Regions from separate parts of the Homo sapiens genome. Here region 1 is linked to region 2. Evidence: read pairs that join two places in POLR2A ChIA-PET (ENCODE). Cell type or tissue: MCF 10A. All regions are shown on one strand.

Region 1 (8,000 bases), 53 kb after region 2:
CTATTTATGCAAATACCAGAGAATAGTTAGCTTTGAACAGAAGGGCACCCATCTCTTCTCTAATATTGGAAACAGGTGGAAAAACCACCTGGGCTCTCAGACAGATGTCTTTGTTTTTAAATATTTCAGAAAATGAGGTAGGGAGGGACTGACCAAGGGCAGCGAGTTTTATGAATGCTGTTCCTGGTCTCAGCAGCGCTTTCCTCTTCCCTCACTGACAACTGCAGGGCCCAAGTGGGGAGGAAGAACAGTGTGTGCCTGCTGGGCTCAGCATCTGCTCCAGTGAGCAACACGGGGGTGACTGGGGGTCTGCTGAATGTTAAATATAAAGGAAGTTCCTTTTCCCTCTTAGAGAAGCTCATAGCCAAACTGAAAAGCGGAGGAGAGATAAAATGAATAACCTGATTGAAGAACTGTCTGCAATGATCCCTCAGTGCAACCCCATGGCGCGTAAACTGGACAAACTTACAGTTTTAAGAATGGCTGTTCAACACTTGAGATCTTTAAAAGGTGAGTTTGACGATGGCTTCCACACTTCGATAAGTGAAATCTGCTCTGTCACTGAGGTCTCTGATTGGTTCGCTTTGCTGTCAGCTGTTGAGGTTCTATCCAGATGTGTCTTTCAGCTTTAGAGGTATTCACTGGCATTTGTCTATAGTCTGTATGTGGAGAGAATACTGAATTGGATGTCAGAAAACTTGGTTCTGATAAAAGCTTTTTCTCAAGCTCACTATACAACCTTGAAAGGTATTTACATTTCTTCTTCACATATATTATGAAGAGAATATCACCTGCCTTTCATACCTCTCAATTCTTTAGAAGTTCTGAAGTTGAGCTGGGCGTGGTGGCTCATGCTTGTAATCCCCGTACTTTGGGAGGCTGAGGTGGGCGGATGGCTTGAGTCCAGATTTCGAAACAAGCCTGGGCAAAAAAATGCAAAAATTAGCCAAGTGTGGTCTTGCGTGCTTGTAGTCCCAGCTACCTGGGAGGCTGAGGTGGGAGGATCGCTTGAGCCTGGGAGGTGGAGGTTGCAGTGAGCAGTAATCATGCCACTGCACTCCAGCCTGGGTGACAGCCTGTCTCAGAAAAAAAAAAAAGTTCTGAAGTATAGTATTAATTATTAAGTTATTGAGAGATTTCTATCCTTCAAAAAGAAAACTTCCTTAAACTCTGCAGTTTCTCTTAAAGCTTCATTCAGATTTACGAGTAGTACCTTATAATGCATCACATGTTGCCATTCAGAGTATCCTCAAATATGTGAGACACTGGGGGAAGGAGGTCCTTGCCACTGCCTCTTGGTGTGTGGGTGATCATTTCTGGCTTTAGCAATTCCCCAACTTGAGCTTGAATTTTAAATCAAAGTGTAATAAATGTATATGTGTACCTGTGTATTAGTCCATTCTTGCATTGCTATGAAGGAATACCTGAGACTGGGTAATTTATAATGAAAAGAAGTTTAATTGGCTCCCGGTTCCACAGGCTGTGCAGGAAGCATGGTGGCTTCTGCTTCTGGGGAGGCCTCAGGGAGCTTTCACTCATGGCAGAAGGCAAAGTGGGAGCCGGCATCTTACATGGCAGGAGCAGGACCAAGAGAGGGTAGGGGAGGTGCCACACACTTTCAACAACCAGATCTCATGAGAACTCACTATTGTGACACAGTATCAAGGGGAAAATCCACAAGCATGATCCAGTCACCTCCCACCAGGCCCCACCTCCAGCACTGGGGATTATTATTCGACATGAGATTTGGGCGGGGACACAGAGCCAAACCATGTCAACATGTGCGGTAGAAATCACCCCTGTTTTGGGAATAGCCCCAGTCCAACTTGGGTGAAGTGGAATAGAGTTTTCGATTTACCAATGCCGATGATGTAAATTTGCACTGAAAAGATAAGACCTGGCCAAGCAGCAAGCTGAAGACTCCAGAGGAGACTCTGCAAGTTCAGATTTGTAAAGATCTAGAAGATTATAGTGAAATTTGGCTCAAAAATCATAAAAAGGGAGTGAGCAAAGGATGACCAAGGGTCTTAGTTTAGATCTCAAACACTGCCAGGAAAAGGAAAATATATTTCAGGGTAATGGAAATTATCTGGGCACCATGCAAGGTATGGTCAAGTCAAGTTAAGGTGGCTAAGAGGAGAGCAGCACTCACCTAGACTCCTGGTGCTTCCTGTTGGGAGCATGATGGGAGATCTTATTTTCATAACAGTCTGTTGTGAAATAAGCTTCTCTTTTACCCACAGCTGAGGCTTGCAATATTTTCCTTAAATCCTTCAGCAATGAAAATTTACAGGCTCAACTGAGGTCATTTGATTGCAACCCTGAAATTAGCTGAGTATTTTCACATTAGCAGTGTCCTAAGGGAGGAAGACCTAAGGGAAAAGCCATGAATCAGTCGACTAGTTCAACAAAACATGATCTGAGCATCAACCGCATTCCTGTTCTGTGCTGAGAATATAAAAATTAATGAGGCAAGATCTCTGCCCTTTAAGGGTTTGTGGTCTGACTAGGAAGACTGACTTAGGAAGAGATCGTCAGAGTCTGGTGCGATGAATGTTACAGCAGTGGTTCGAGTGAGAGGGGAGGCTGTGAAAGCTCAGCAGGGAGGAGGTGAGTCCAGAGGAGATTCCTTGGAACAGGGCGTAGATTTTGCCTCAGCTCTGCTGAACAGAAGTGACATGGTTAAGTACTCATCCCCGCAGTCTGACCAGATCCTTCGGTCAGTGCTGCTCACAAGCAAGATGATTTAAGGCAACTGGATCTGCATTCCAGGGTATTGTCACAGCATCCCCACACTTGCTCGGCAAAAACTTAGAAGCCAGATCAACAGAGGGCTGCCTGTGGATCATGTTATTTTGGTCCATAGCATAATTAGGTTAAAGGCAGAAGGATGGTGATGTGATTTTTTTCACTATACTCTACAGCAGTGCTTTTTAAACGATCTGGATGAAGAACAGGTGTTCCCCCCATCCACCACTAGTTCATTGTAAAATACAGTTAATTATGGAAAAATGATCATGGGTTTGGCTGTCACAGCAATGTTATGTTTTTATAAAAGCCTCTAAATACTTCTTAAATTCTGCACTTGATCTCACCACAGTTTGCTGATGACATTGGTCTGCAGACCACATTTAGAGTAGCCCTGCTCTGCAGCATGAGGTCCTGTGTCTGCAATCTGATTACCAGGCGGGGCAGTGAAGCACAGTGGTTCACACGCATGCGTCCTGAAGGCAGACCTTGTGGTTCAAATCCTGGCTTCCTCCCTTTATAGCTATGTGACTTACTCAAGTTATTTGACATTCTAATCCTCAGTTTTCACATCTGTGAGATAGGGATGCATTTGCCTCCTGGGACTATTGTTAAGAGTAAAGAGTAATGCATGTAGAGTACAGCACAGTGTTCAAATGGTGGGGATGGGGTCAGAAGAGGAAGAGGAATTGTTACTGTCATTTTGATTTTTTTTTAACCCAATGAACATTGTGAAAAAAGTAAGTGATCATGTTGCCTCGTTGGTTTTTGCCATGGGAACTCTGAGAGCCAATGTGTGGACAAGTGTGCAGAACACCATGGCATGCATTTACTGGCCAGCCTCTACCATGCCTCAGTGCTGCTCTCACTGCCCTCATTTTCTCTCGAGCACATCCCCACTCACTCACCGAGTCAGGGCTCGCCTGTGATGGCTGATGTACACCGACGGGGTTTCCCAGCCCACTTCTGCCTGGTATGCTCTGCCAACCTTGCTGCAGGCCAGACCTGAAATGTCATTATCTTGCTCAAAATCAGTTTACTGCTGTTCCCTGACCTAGCACTCAGAGTCTGCGTTCTTCATTCCTTCCTCAGCTCCCTCCCAAGCTGCTGTGTAGTAATATTAGCAAGAAGTCATTGGGAGAATTCCCTGAGCCCTAGGATGAAGATAGATTCCAACAGAAGAGATTTTCTTTTCCCTATGCCAGGCTCTTAAGAGTGCTACGAGTCTGAGAAAACTGTACTGAATCATAGCATGAGGCATTTTGTCTTTCTGCCCTGCCCACTTACTTTGCCACCACCACCACCACTTAGTTCATTGGTGAGTTTGGGCCACAGATCCGTCCGAGGGCCAATGTGTGGTTAAAATGTCTAAGGATGTTACCCCACCTTTCCCCTGCAAAAGCAACTTCTCTTACAGTACCCAGGAAGAAGGGATAGGAGTCAAGAAGGTTGGGGAATATAAGGAAGGGAAAATTGACTTACTTCTGAATCATCCTTGCCCTGGGGATGGCTTGCTTGGCTTTGTCGTCTGTGTCATACGCCCCCTTGTGGCCATGAAGGGCTTTGCGAATCTGGGTTGGTGGATTCCCTTACTCCTCCCAGGTCAAACATTTCCCTTGGTTTTGGCCTGATAATTCCTCATCATTTTGCAAGCTCTTCAGCTGCTTTAGAGACTTTCATTTTAATATAACTCAGTGCTAAGGGCTGAAAATTAATTATTTCATTTATATTTTATACATTTTTAAAATAATCTGTGTATTATCAGAATAGAGGTCTCTATATTGCCATTAAAGGATTTTCTTACTGGAAAATCTCATGAATCCGTAACATTTGTTTAGAATTCCAGAATACCCCCATTCAAGGTAACTCATATGATAAATTTTAATTAGCTAAGACATTATCTAAATAACTGTAGTGGTCCCCCCTTATCCATAGGGGCATACATTCCAAGACCCTGGTGGATGCCTGAAACCGTGGGTAGTGCTGAACCCTAGGCATAGTACTTTTTTCCTATGCACATATACCTATGATAAAGTTTAACTTATAAATCAGGCATATTAAGAGATTAACATCAATAATAAACTAGGATAATTATAGCAATATACTGTAAAAATGTTATATGTTCTGTCTTTGGCTCTCTCAAAATATCTTATTGTATTGTGCTCACCTGTTTGCAGGCCATGGTGGACCACAGGTAACTGAAACCACAGCTAACGGGGGACTACTGCATATCAATCCTTGAATTTTATTTCATGTACATTTTATTATAATGTTTTTATATATAGCTCTTAATGTGCATATTTGAATATAAAGGAATAAGTAGTTCCAAGAATTCACAATCTAAAAGAAAGAAATTTTAATCAAGTGATAATGAAGAAAGAAAATGATTAGCTGGGCGTAGTGGCTCACTCCTGTAATCCCAGCACTTTGGGAGGCTGAGGTGAGTGGATTGCTTGAGGCCAGGAGTTCAAGACCAGCCTGGCCAACATAGTGAAAACTTGTCTCTAATAAAAATATAAAAATTAGCTGGGCGTGGTGGCATGCGCCTATAATCCCAGCTATTCAGGAGGCTGAGGCACGAGAATCACTTGAACTCAGGAGGTGGAGGTTGCAGTGAGCTGAGATTGCGCGACCGCACTCCAGCCTGGGCAACAGAGTAAGACTCTGTCTCAAAAATAAATAATTAAATTAAATGAAAATGAAAAAAAAAATGATTACAGAAAATGTCTTAGAATGTGCCAAAGAGCAAATACCAGCAGCAGCAGCATTGCTAATGTTCATTAAGCATTTTGCCCTCTCTACTATATTTCCAATAACTCTTGATGCCTTTCTTTTTAGGCTTGACAAATTCTTATGTGGGAAGTAATTATAGACCATCATTTCTTCAGGATAATGAGCTCAGACATTTAATCCTTAAGGTAACTAAAGATATATTTGTCTAAGTTGTGTATGTGCTTTCATTGCTGTTTGAATAGGAGGCAGATTTTCTTCCATTTGCTTCCTGTTCTAAACATATGGGACTCCATATTACACCGTATTTCCTTTAATATAGAAGTTTAAAATAGAGAAGTAGCCATGCATTACTAGTTTGTGTTAATGAAAGTAGAGACAGAGGATAGGCACTTTCCACACTATGGAGCAAAGCTTGTATTCAGTGCTAAGCATTTTATACTACCCATCTCTCACACATAGGATCTACTCCCCCATGATCACCACCTCCTTCAAAGCCGTCTGCCTGGCATCCTGTTCCCTCAGGATCCTGTTCTTCTCGGAGGCCAGTCACTGCTTACTTAGAGTTGTTAGTGCTTTGACATTTCCGTCCTCATCATTCCTGTGCATGGCTTTTCAGATTCACCGGTCTAGAGGGGAAACTGTGATCATGTGATTTGCTTCTCATGCCCTCGGAGGTGATAAATGTCTTGGTCATGTGCTGTGTGACTACTAGGTTTTAAGCCATAGTCAAATTAAATAGAAGGATTCTTCATACACATTTTTGTCCATTTTTCCTTTAATTAAAAAAAGCCACTCTTTTATTTGAACAGCTGAATTTAAATATAGCATTTCTGGCAGGGATAGAAAGGATATTGTGTGGATAAAAAGGATTTTTGAAGGTGGCAAAATGTACGATTTGCTTTCGAAGCTTTCTCACCAATCTGTACATGCTCGTCAGTCGTACCTTCATGGAACCCTGCTTCTGCCCTGCAGAGCATGCCCAGCAAGAGTGCCAGACTCTTCCTATGTGCCATATGTACCCGCTTCCATGCAGGCTGCTTCATGGGATTTGCTGGGTAGACCTTATGAGAGTAGCTGACACATTAGTTTAGAATGAGTGATGCCTTTTTATTATTCAAAAACTATAACAAGGTGTACAGTATAATGTCTTCATTGCTTCCCTGTCCTCATTCTGCCCTGTCCTTCTACCTCAACACATCCACAGGCAATTGTTGTTCTGCATGCAGTGTAGTAGAATTTGGTAAAGGTAATTTTATTTTATTGTTATTTTTTGAGACAAGGTCTGGCTCTGTTGCCTAGGCTGGAATGCAGTGGTGCGATCTCGGCTCACTGCACCCTCCACCTCCCGGGCTCAAGCCATCCTCCCGTCTCAGCCTCCTCAGTAGCTGGGACTAGAGGCGTGCACCACCATGCCCGGCCAATTTTTGTATTTTTTGTCAAGACAGGGTTTCGCCAGTGTTGCCCAGGCTGGTCTCAAACTCATGAGCTCAAGAGATCCACCTGCCTCGGCCTCCCAAAGTGCTGGGATATAGGCTCATTTAGTGCTGTATTTAGGCTCATATACAGCACCTGGCCTAATTTTAGTTTTTAAGAAATGTCTCAACTAAATATTCTGCAGCCAAACTTTTCATGTCCAAAACATTAATTTAGAATAGGATTTCAACTTGACACTCTTTATAAATCTGTTTGCATCTTAAGAACATTTCTTAAAATTAATTTTACTAGCTCCATGACTACTCTGTTAGTTTTATTGCCACAGTAATTTCCTCAGAATCTGAATGTGTGTGTGTGTGTGCGTGTGTATAAGAGACAGACAATATTTTAAAATATTCACTTTTTTTTTAAATCCTAGACTGCAGAAGGCTTCTTATTTGTGGTTGGATGTGAAAGAGGAAAAATTCTCTTCGTTTCTAAGTCAGTCTCCAAAATACTTAATTATGATCAGGTATCCAAAAATGAGGATATTTTCCATACAATGTTTAATTTTTTGAACAAACACATATTTTTAAGCTCTTTTTCTGAACACCTTCTCCCCACTGGGATATGGGATTAGATTCTGCTAAGTTAGAACTCCAAGAGAGATGGAAAGCTGTGTGGAAAGAGTAAGGATCTTTATGACTGATTGCGTTCCCTTCCTGACCTTCAGCAAGTTACTTAATTTTACTGAGCCTCAGCTTCTTCCTATGTAAAAAGTCAAAATGATTATACCTGTCTCTCAAGATGTAAAGACTAAATGAGGTGTCATATTTAAGAGTGTCTGAAAAGTGTTAGTCACCCTTCTCTGTTCCCTCCAAGAGACACTTTATGGTTAATTATTAAGTTATAATCATTGCATGACAGCCTTTGATCTAATCTCTGGCAACACTCTCTGAAATACATCTTTCATTTAACTAGTTTAGTACTTCACCTCCTTATTACTGAACACCATTTCATGGAAACTAGCTACTCAAAAATTATAGCATTGAAACTAACCCAAGTAAGTGAATAAACTAGCACTAGAAATCCGATAGACTGCAGCA
Region 2 (8,000 bases):
ATATTTGTACACAAAATGCCTTCACTTGTTTTTTACAACTACTCTGTAATTACATAATTACCATCATTTTATAGATGACCATGAGGCTGAGTGATTGTGACTTGCCTAAAACACAAGTAATAAGTTGCCCTTGAACCCAAGTCCAGTGTTCCCTACTCCTCCAAATCATAGAGTGAACTCCATTGACAAATTAACTTCATTGACAACTCATATGCTTCTAGGATCTCAGGAGTATACATGGAGTGATAGGGCCAGAGTTATTACTTTGCATACTTTTGACCACAAGTGACAGAAAACACAAGTAAAAATGGCTTCAATGATAAGGAAAGCGAGTATCTTATGTAACAATAAGACACAAGATAGCTTCCAGAGTAGTCATTTTAGCATCTCACAAACATCAAGGAATCCAAGAGCATGCACCTGTAGTCCCAGCTACTCAGGAGGCTGAGGCAGGAGGATCCCTTGAAGCCAGCCTGGGCAACCATAGCAAGACCCTGTTTTCCATTTCTCTACTTTGTCATGACAAGGGTGTTGGCTTTGTCCTTGGTCTTGTTTTCTCAGAGAAGCTAGATGACTACAGAGACTCTAAGCATCAAATCCTCACACAACAGGTAAGGCCTTAAAAAGAGAAATACTTCTGCATTTCCACTTTTTTTTTTTTTCTTTAAAAGAAAAAACAACAGAGTCTCACTCTGCGGCCCAGGCCGGAGTGCAATGGCGCGATCTCGGCTCACTGCAACCTTCGCCTCCTGGGTTCAAGCGATTCTCCTGCCTCAGCCTCCCAAGTAGCTGGGACTACAGGTGTGCGCCATCACGCCCAGCTAATTTTAGTTTTGTTTTTTTTTTTTTAATTTTTTTTTTTTTAGTAGAGACAGGGTTTCACCATGTTGGCCAGGCTGGTCTCAAACTCCTGACTCCAGGTGATCTGCCCACCTCGGCCTCCCAAAATGCTGGGATTATAGGCATGAGCCACCATGCCCGGCCTTGCATCTCCACTTTTTAAGAGCAAAGAAAATCTTTTCCAGAAGCATTCTAAGCAAAGTAACCCTCACATCTTATTGTCCATGACTGTGCCATCCATGTAGTCCTAAACCAGTACCTGATGGGCAATTGATTTAAAACTAATCAAGCATCACGTCCCTTCTACTGGGATGAGACTAACCTAAAGAACATGGCCACATGATACCAGAACCAAATTAGGGTGCTTTCGACAAACTACAAGGTAATCAAGATGATGCCACACAGGTTTATTGCAATGATTCTTACCTGAAGCCACGGCACCTAGATTGTGGTGTTGGATCTGCTGCCTACATCGGAACTGAAGGTTGGTCCATTAACATTTTTCACAGAACAGGATTGGGTCTCTGGACATCATACAGGAAGATGGACATCATACAAACAGGCCTTGGTCTTTTTAGTGCTTTTTCCATTCCTCCCAGATCCTATTCATCAGAGTAGATAATCTATTGGTCCATCTCCTCTAGAGCTCATATCAGAAATGGGGACCCTGATCAACTTATTTCCTCCCAAGATCCAGCCAAGGGTGGGGTGGTCTAATTACTATTAGCTCAATTGCTTTGTCAAAATTGGGAAGATGATCTCTGACTAATGAAAATTAAACATTTCTCAGGTGAGATTGCTAAACTACCATCAAGTTATCTGAATTACTTTACCTCTTAACATTCATGATCAAACTCCTAAACACAGGAAGACTTGTAAGTCTCTTCAAAAGGGAGAAACTCATGGTAGGAAAAGTAAACTGTCAATACTCAGCCTAATATCTTTTTTTTTTTTTTTTGAGACGGAGTCTCACTCTGTCGCCCAGGCTGGAGTGCAATGGCGTGGTCTTGGCTCACTGCTACCTCCACCTCCCAGGTTTAAGCAATTCTGCCTTGGCCTCCCGACTAGCTGTGATTAGGTTCCTGCCACCGTGCCTGGCTAATTTTTGTATCTTTAGTAGAGACGGGGCTTCACCATGTTGGCCAGGCTGGTCTCAAACTCCTGACCTCAGTGATGTGCTCGCTTGGCCTCCCAAAGTGCTGGGATTGCAGGCATGAGCCACCGCATCCAGCCTTTTTGTCTTCTTGGGTAAAAAAATCAGGAACAGAACTTGGAGAACCCTCTTGTATGATTGTATATAATACCGAGAGGACTGAGGAAGACTTGGGATACCATAACTGCTTTAAGAGTGTTTAAAAACTGTAAAAGTAAACATCAGTTGAGTTATTGATGCTTATACACACATACAAACGCATAATCCCTAAGGGAAAAAGTGTAAGCAACTCCACATAAAAGTAGATGTGTGCACAACTATTCCCTCATTCTTGTCCTAAGTTTTGTCCTTCCTTGCAGTTTGCTCAGAATTTTAGTATATTGCTATTCCTGTCCCTAAGAAATACTGCTTCTCTCCCCGCTGCTTCCCCGGTGTACATACCATACTGCAACAACCCAGCTTAAGAAAATTGATTTTTGATAAGTTAAAGCAGTATTTCCTAGATGAGAGTACTCAGAGCAACTTTCAAAATCAGCTAGGAAGCACATTTGAAATAAGGACTTAGTGTGATTCACCCCAAACCTACTAAATCAGTCTCTGGGGGTGGGTCTAAAATTGTGCACATTCTCATGTACATTGAATTTTGGGAACCACTGAGCTAACAGAAAAAGAAACTAATACCTGCTCATTGGTTTTTGTGAGAATATATATATATAAAGTAACTGATGCACAGTAGGTAAAATACAGAAGTCAGTGCTTACAACAGTGCCTGGCACACAGCAGGTGCTCAATAAATACATGTGAACAAGTTAATTAAATGACTATTTTTGTGGGTGGCCCTGCTTTCCACCTAAGGCCAATCTCAAAATGTTTTCACTTTTAATAAAAACATAAATACGACTCCAAAAGCATTGAGAAAATGAATGCAGCTTTTGCTGAAGTTGTTATTTTCCAGGGAAATAATGTAAGAGGGTTTGCATTACACAATGAAGTTCCCTAAATACCGCTTTAAGATATCTCAAATTTCCTGGCTAGGTGCAGTGGCTCACGCCTGTAATCCCAGCACTTTGGGAGGCTAAGGCAGGCAGATCACATGAGGTCATGAGTTCGAGACCAGCCTGACCAACATGGTGAAACCCCGTCTCTACTGAAAATACAAAAAATTTAGCTGTGTGTGGTGGCACATGCCAGTAATCATAGCTACTCAGGAGGCTGAGGCATGAGAATCGCTTGAACCCAGGGAGGCAGAGTTGCAGTGAGCCGAAATCACACTACACTCCAGCCTGGGCGATAGAGCGAGACTCTATGTAAAAAAAAAATTAAAATTAAAAAAAGATAGCAAATTTCCTCTCCTTAAGGCAGCTGCACCACCTCCTTTACCACCCTCTCTGTCTCAGGAATGCTCTGTCCTCCAATTACCTCTCTGCTTTTCCTTCCCTTAGACCATGCTCAAGCTCATCTTTCCTATACCAGAAGCCCACCATAGATCCTCTTCTCTCTCTAAACATATGGGAGAGTGTTGGCCTACTTGTTTCTCCAAACTGCACTCATCAATCTGCCCAGCAAATCCAAGCATCTTCCCCAGGATTCACCCTCCACAGGATGCTGGGGGCAGGGTAGGAAGAAAAGGTAGTTTTAAACATTAATAATTTATTTTCCCCAGTCACTTAGGAAATCAATAATGGGTAGTTGCTATTTATTTATTTATTTATTTGAGATGGAGTCTTGCTCTGTCACCCAGGCTGGAGTGCAGTGGCGTGATCTCAGCTCATTGCAACCTCCCCCTCCTGGGTTCAAGCAATTCTCCTGCCTCAGCCTCCCGAGTAGCTGGGATTACAGGTGCCCGCCACCACACCCAGCTAATTTTTTGTATATTTAGTAGAGACGGGGTTTCACCGTGTGAGCTAGGACGGTCTGCACATCCTGACCTCGTGATCCGCCTGCCGTGGCCTCCCAAAGTGCTGAGATTACAGGCGTGAGCCACCATGCCCGGCCTATGTAATGTTTTTTTTTTATTTACCATCTTTACCATTTTAAGTGTACAGTTCCCAATGGTAATAAATATATGTTCAGCCTTCTTTTCCCCTTGTTGTTTTCCACCCCCTCTTCTCTCCCCTTCCTGGCTTCTGTGTTATTTATTGTTATGCATCATTGGAAATAGTATCTTCAATTTAATTACACTCTGAAGCAGGTGTGGTTTTTTGTTGTTTTGGGTTTGGGTTCTATCTTGTTGTTTTTTGTTGTTGTTGTTGTTGTTGTTGTTGTTCTTGGACCAAATACAATATCTAAGTGGCTTTAGGGACTCCTCTCTAATCTAAGTTATATTGTTACAATCCCAGCAGAATGCTAAAAGGACAGGAGTTTACAGCTTGTGAGGCCGTGGTTCCTAATTCCAGATGGACAAAGGAGTATTTGTTCCACCTTTAAAATATTTGTTCTTGCCTGAGTACTTAGCAATGAAAGAAAATTAATGAACAAATTAAGTGAAAGGCAAGCAATGATTCCTGGAGAGCAAGGCAGCTCCAGGGCTTTTGGCAGGGGAACCATGCTGACCAGAAGGAACTGTGTGCATTCTATTACACAAATTCTCTAGCATTCTATTATACAAATCATCCAATCACCTTTCTCACATTTTTTTTTCCAAGTTGAAAATATGAGAAAACCACTCACTGGAAATGAGAGATTACCTTCCTATCCATCTGGCAAGACATTATATGTCTCTCTGCCTTATCCTATGGGTTATATAGCTACTCTTTAAAAAACAAAAAAATCATGTCTTAGAAAGTAAAGCTCCAGAGCATAAAGAAAAAAAGAGAGCAAGCAGGCTTTAAACCTGAGCAGTAAGGGGAATACCTATTAAGCAATGAAAGGGTTGTGCCCCATGGAATGCTGTAGGTCGGCTTTGTTTGTGCATTATTACCCTTCCTGCTTTCGTATTTTAGATTCTGGATTCCCCTTCTCTTGCTTTCAGGCTTTGGTGGAAGTGAATCATCGTTTCTAAGAAACGGGGACTGCAATGATTCACAGGCAAGCTTACTGGACACCACAATAGGAACTCCTAAGAAGGAGACCTAACTTTTATGGTCTTGCTTCTACTATCTACTAGCTGAGTGATCCTGGCCAAAATACTCGACATCTCTGAACTTCTGTTTCTCTACTAAGACAGGAATTAAGAAAGAGGTTGTGAGGCTCACTGAGCCGATAAGGGGGAAAATGCATTGTAAGCAAGGCCATGTATAGAATAGTATTTACATTTTAACCCAGATCTTAAAGCCCAGGTCTAATTAATTCTACCTGTTACCCCTTGGTAAACCACCTCAAAATAGTGTACACTTGTCTGGAAAGCCAAGGTTTGATCACATTCGGGAAACCCTGTATGGAATTACTGTTTCTAGCTGCCAGGAGAAGTTGGTGTTGGTAGAATTTGGGGTGGAGTTCCAAGTCAAAGCTAGGAATGAGACGTTTCAAGACTGGTTTTGATTAGGGATGTGTCTTGGTGTGTGTTGAGGACAGCACAGTTTTCAGCACGTCTCCCTTACCTCTAAAGTCCTAGCCCCTGCTTAAGCCTGCAACAGTTTTCTCCTGTCATGCCCACTTCTGCTTGGGAACACACTTCCAAACCCTCTGCCCAGCCTCTCACAATGGCCCTAAGTACTGCCCTGAGGACACATAAGGTGCTGGTTAAGACGTTGGAATTGAGTCCTTGTAGGAAAGTTATTACCTTTAGGCTGGTTGCAAAGTTTGATTTGGTGTCTTCTCTACTGTGACTTTCCTTTACTTACTTCTACTAGATTACCAAGGAATGGGTCTAGGGACCAGTGGGAGGGCAGCAAACCAGTGTATTCTAGACACGTGGCCATAGGATGTAGGGCTGTCAAGTGATGCCCAAAAGATCTTGTTTCTGGATTTACCCAACCGTTCCAGGAGGCAAAACGGCTTCCTCGGGACCCTCTCTCTGTCATCTACACTCTCGTCTCTGCAGCTAAGCCCTTCCTTAAGCAGAAAAGAGCAGGGTCTCTCGTCCAGCACCCTCCTCCCCAACCCTAGCCCCGTGCCCTCCGCTAACCCACCGTGCAATTATCTTCATTCATCCTTTACCTTTGCCCCGAGGGTCTAACAACTGCAATCTTCGGAATGCTGGGACAAAGCTTACTATGAGCATGGAAGCCTGTTTTCAATAGGGTGGTTGCTAGAAGGACTCAACTGGCCTTTTAGTGCTTTGCTGCTCGCGGGAGGGCTCGGCGGGGCGGTGTCCGCAGCGACTCCGCCCTTGGCCCGGGTCTCTTTCCCGCCGGGAAGCCCCGCGGCGCCCAGAGCGGCGGGCGGCTGGCTCCAGTCCGCATGCTCAGTAGCTGCTGCCGGCCGGGCTGCGGGGCGGCGTCCCGTGCGCGCCTACGGGCTGCGGTGGCGGCCGCCGCGGCACCCGGCAGGGCCCGCCAGTCCCCGCTTCCCTGCTCCAGAGCCGCCGCCTGGGCCGGGGCAGGGCGGGCCCGGGGCTCCTCCATGCTGCCAGCCGCGGGGCTGCGGAGCCGACCAAGTGGCTCCTGCGATGGCGGCGGAAGAGGAGGCTGCGGCGGGAGGTGAGGTTGCCGGTGGCGAGGCGACGGCCCCAGGTGGGCGCGCGGCGTCTGACGCGCTGGGGGCGTCCCCGCGACGCCAGGTCTGCCCCCGCTGCCCCGAGGGAAGCGCCCGCGCCTGTCCTCTCGGGCCGGAGCATCGCCTCCGAGGGGCGGTGGGACAAGGCCGCCCCGTGGGGCACAGGTGCGGCGCGGCGCCCGGCGCGTCCTCCCGGGGAGCGGGACGCGGGGAGGGGAGCTGGGGTCGCCGCCGGCGCTCAGGACGCGGTGTCTTGGTCCCGGGCCGGGCGCATTGGCGAAAGGGAGCCAGCGGGGGACCTTGCACCCGGCGCTGGGAGCATCCGCCTCCACCCACTGCTGGGCGCCCGCGTCGGCGTCGGCATGGCATGCACTGCTGCGGGGACTTCCTATATTTCTTCTTTCTTTTGTGTAAACCAGTTGTCAGCAGCCTCGGACCTAGCCCGGTTCCTGTGAACCCCTCCCCTCTGAGCTGATAATACTCGCGGCTTCCCGGCTTGAACCGCTGCCCCGCGGTGGAGCGCGCAGGTGGGCAGGTGCGCGTGGACGCGGGGCCACACTCCGGGATCGCAGCCCGCTCCGCGACAGCCCTCCATAAGCGACAGGCGGCTCGTGTCTTTCACCGCTGAAGCTTCAGGAAAGCCGTCAGTGGAGTTAGCTTGTTCGATTATGTATTTCTGTGGTATTTTTGTGAATGGAGTTGGAAGTTTGCGGTGCTTTTTCCTTCTCGCTAGTATTCACTGGCAGTATTCTGTAGTTCCTTACAACGGGGCCTTTGGGACCACTGCTCACAATTACGGAATGAATACAAAATAGCTGTTGTTTAAGACAAATGAGAGGCAGGAAAACAGAAATAACTGAAGGAAGACTGGCAGAGAAGTTCAGGGAAGCAGTTAATTCTCCCCTTTCCTTTTGGAATAAGATGATAGAGTTTTAGATTCTTCTCTGAAATAAGGCAATGAGAGGAGGTGGCTTTCGAAATTCTAATATAATTGTGGGAATTTACATCATGGGGCGATTTCAGAAATTCGATCATTTGAATATTCGTAGTCTTAGGTAAACCCTTTGTTGAAAATAGAAGATGGCACGTGTGGTGTTTATAAGCTCTGACACCCTTTCTGCTCCGTCTTGTGACTGAGCTCTGCCCTTTACTGTCTGTGTCACCCAGGTTATTTGAAATCTCTTAGTCTAAGTTCCCCCATCTGTAAAATGGAGATAACTATGCAGTCTGCCTTATAGGATTGTTAGGAGTAAATGAGATATGAGATATGAATGCAAATAAAATGCTTAGCCCAATACTTAGGAAATAGTAAGTGCTTCATAAAACATTAACTTAATGTAGTTATTAATTTACAACTTCAATTTGCTTTGTGAAATTGGTGAGTGCTGTCTGGTCCATTAAGAAAGTGTTG

Evidence for each region. Peaks named below come from ENCODE experiments on the same cell type or tissue, not always from the same donor. Only the 100,000 strongest peaks of a DNase experiment are listed, where the experiment ranks them.
Region 1: POLR2A ChIA-PET joins it to region 2 with 11 read pairs; 5 of 35 experiments call an interaction of 5 or more read pairs at or near these places.

What each region holds. Positions count from the first base shown.
Region 1 is chr12:27,379,895-27,387,894 of GRCh38, forward strand. It overlaps BMAL2 (basic helix-loop-helix ARNT like 2), which reads left to right. Exons shown (of 17, transcript NM_020183.6): 5 at 353-510; 6 at 5,587-5,666; 7 at 7,334-7,426. Among named protein-coding and RNA genes, the nearest start is that of BMAL2, 51 kb to the left of the region's middle. In MCF 10A, a CTCF peak has its summit at 4,275 (motif pointing left); a DNase peak (open chromatin) is centred at 4,277.
Region 2 is chr12:27,326,531-27,334,530 of GRCh38, forward strand. It overlaps BMAL2 (basic helix-loop-helix ARNT like 2), which reads left to right and starts at 6,306. Exons shown (of 17, transcript NM_020183.6): 1 at 6,306-6,573. The coding sequence starts at 6,543. It overlaps LOC124902906 (a long non-coding RNA gene), which reads right to left and starts at 6,267. Exons shown (of 2, transcript XR_007063255.1): 1 at 6,092-6,267; 2 at 1,233-1,442. RefSeq lists silencers at 6,190-6,659, 6,680-6,799. In MCF 10A, no CTCF peak of the experiment used is centred here; a DNase peak (open chromatin) is centred at 4,961.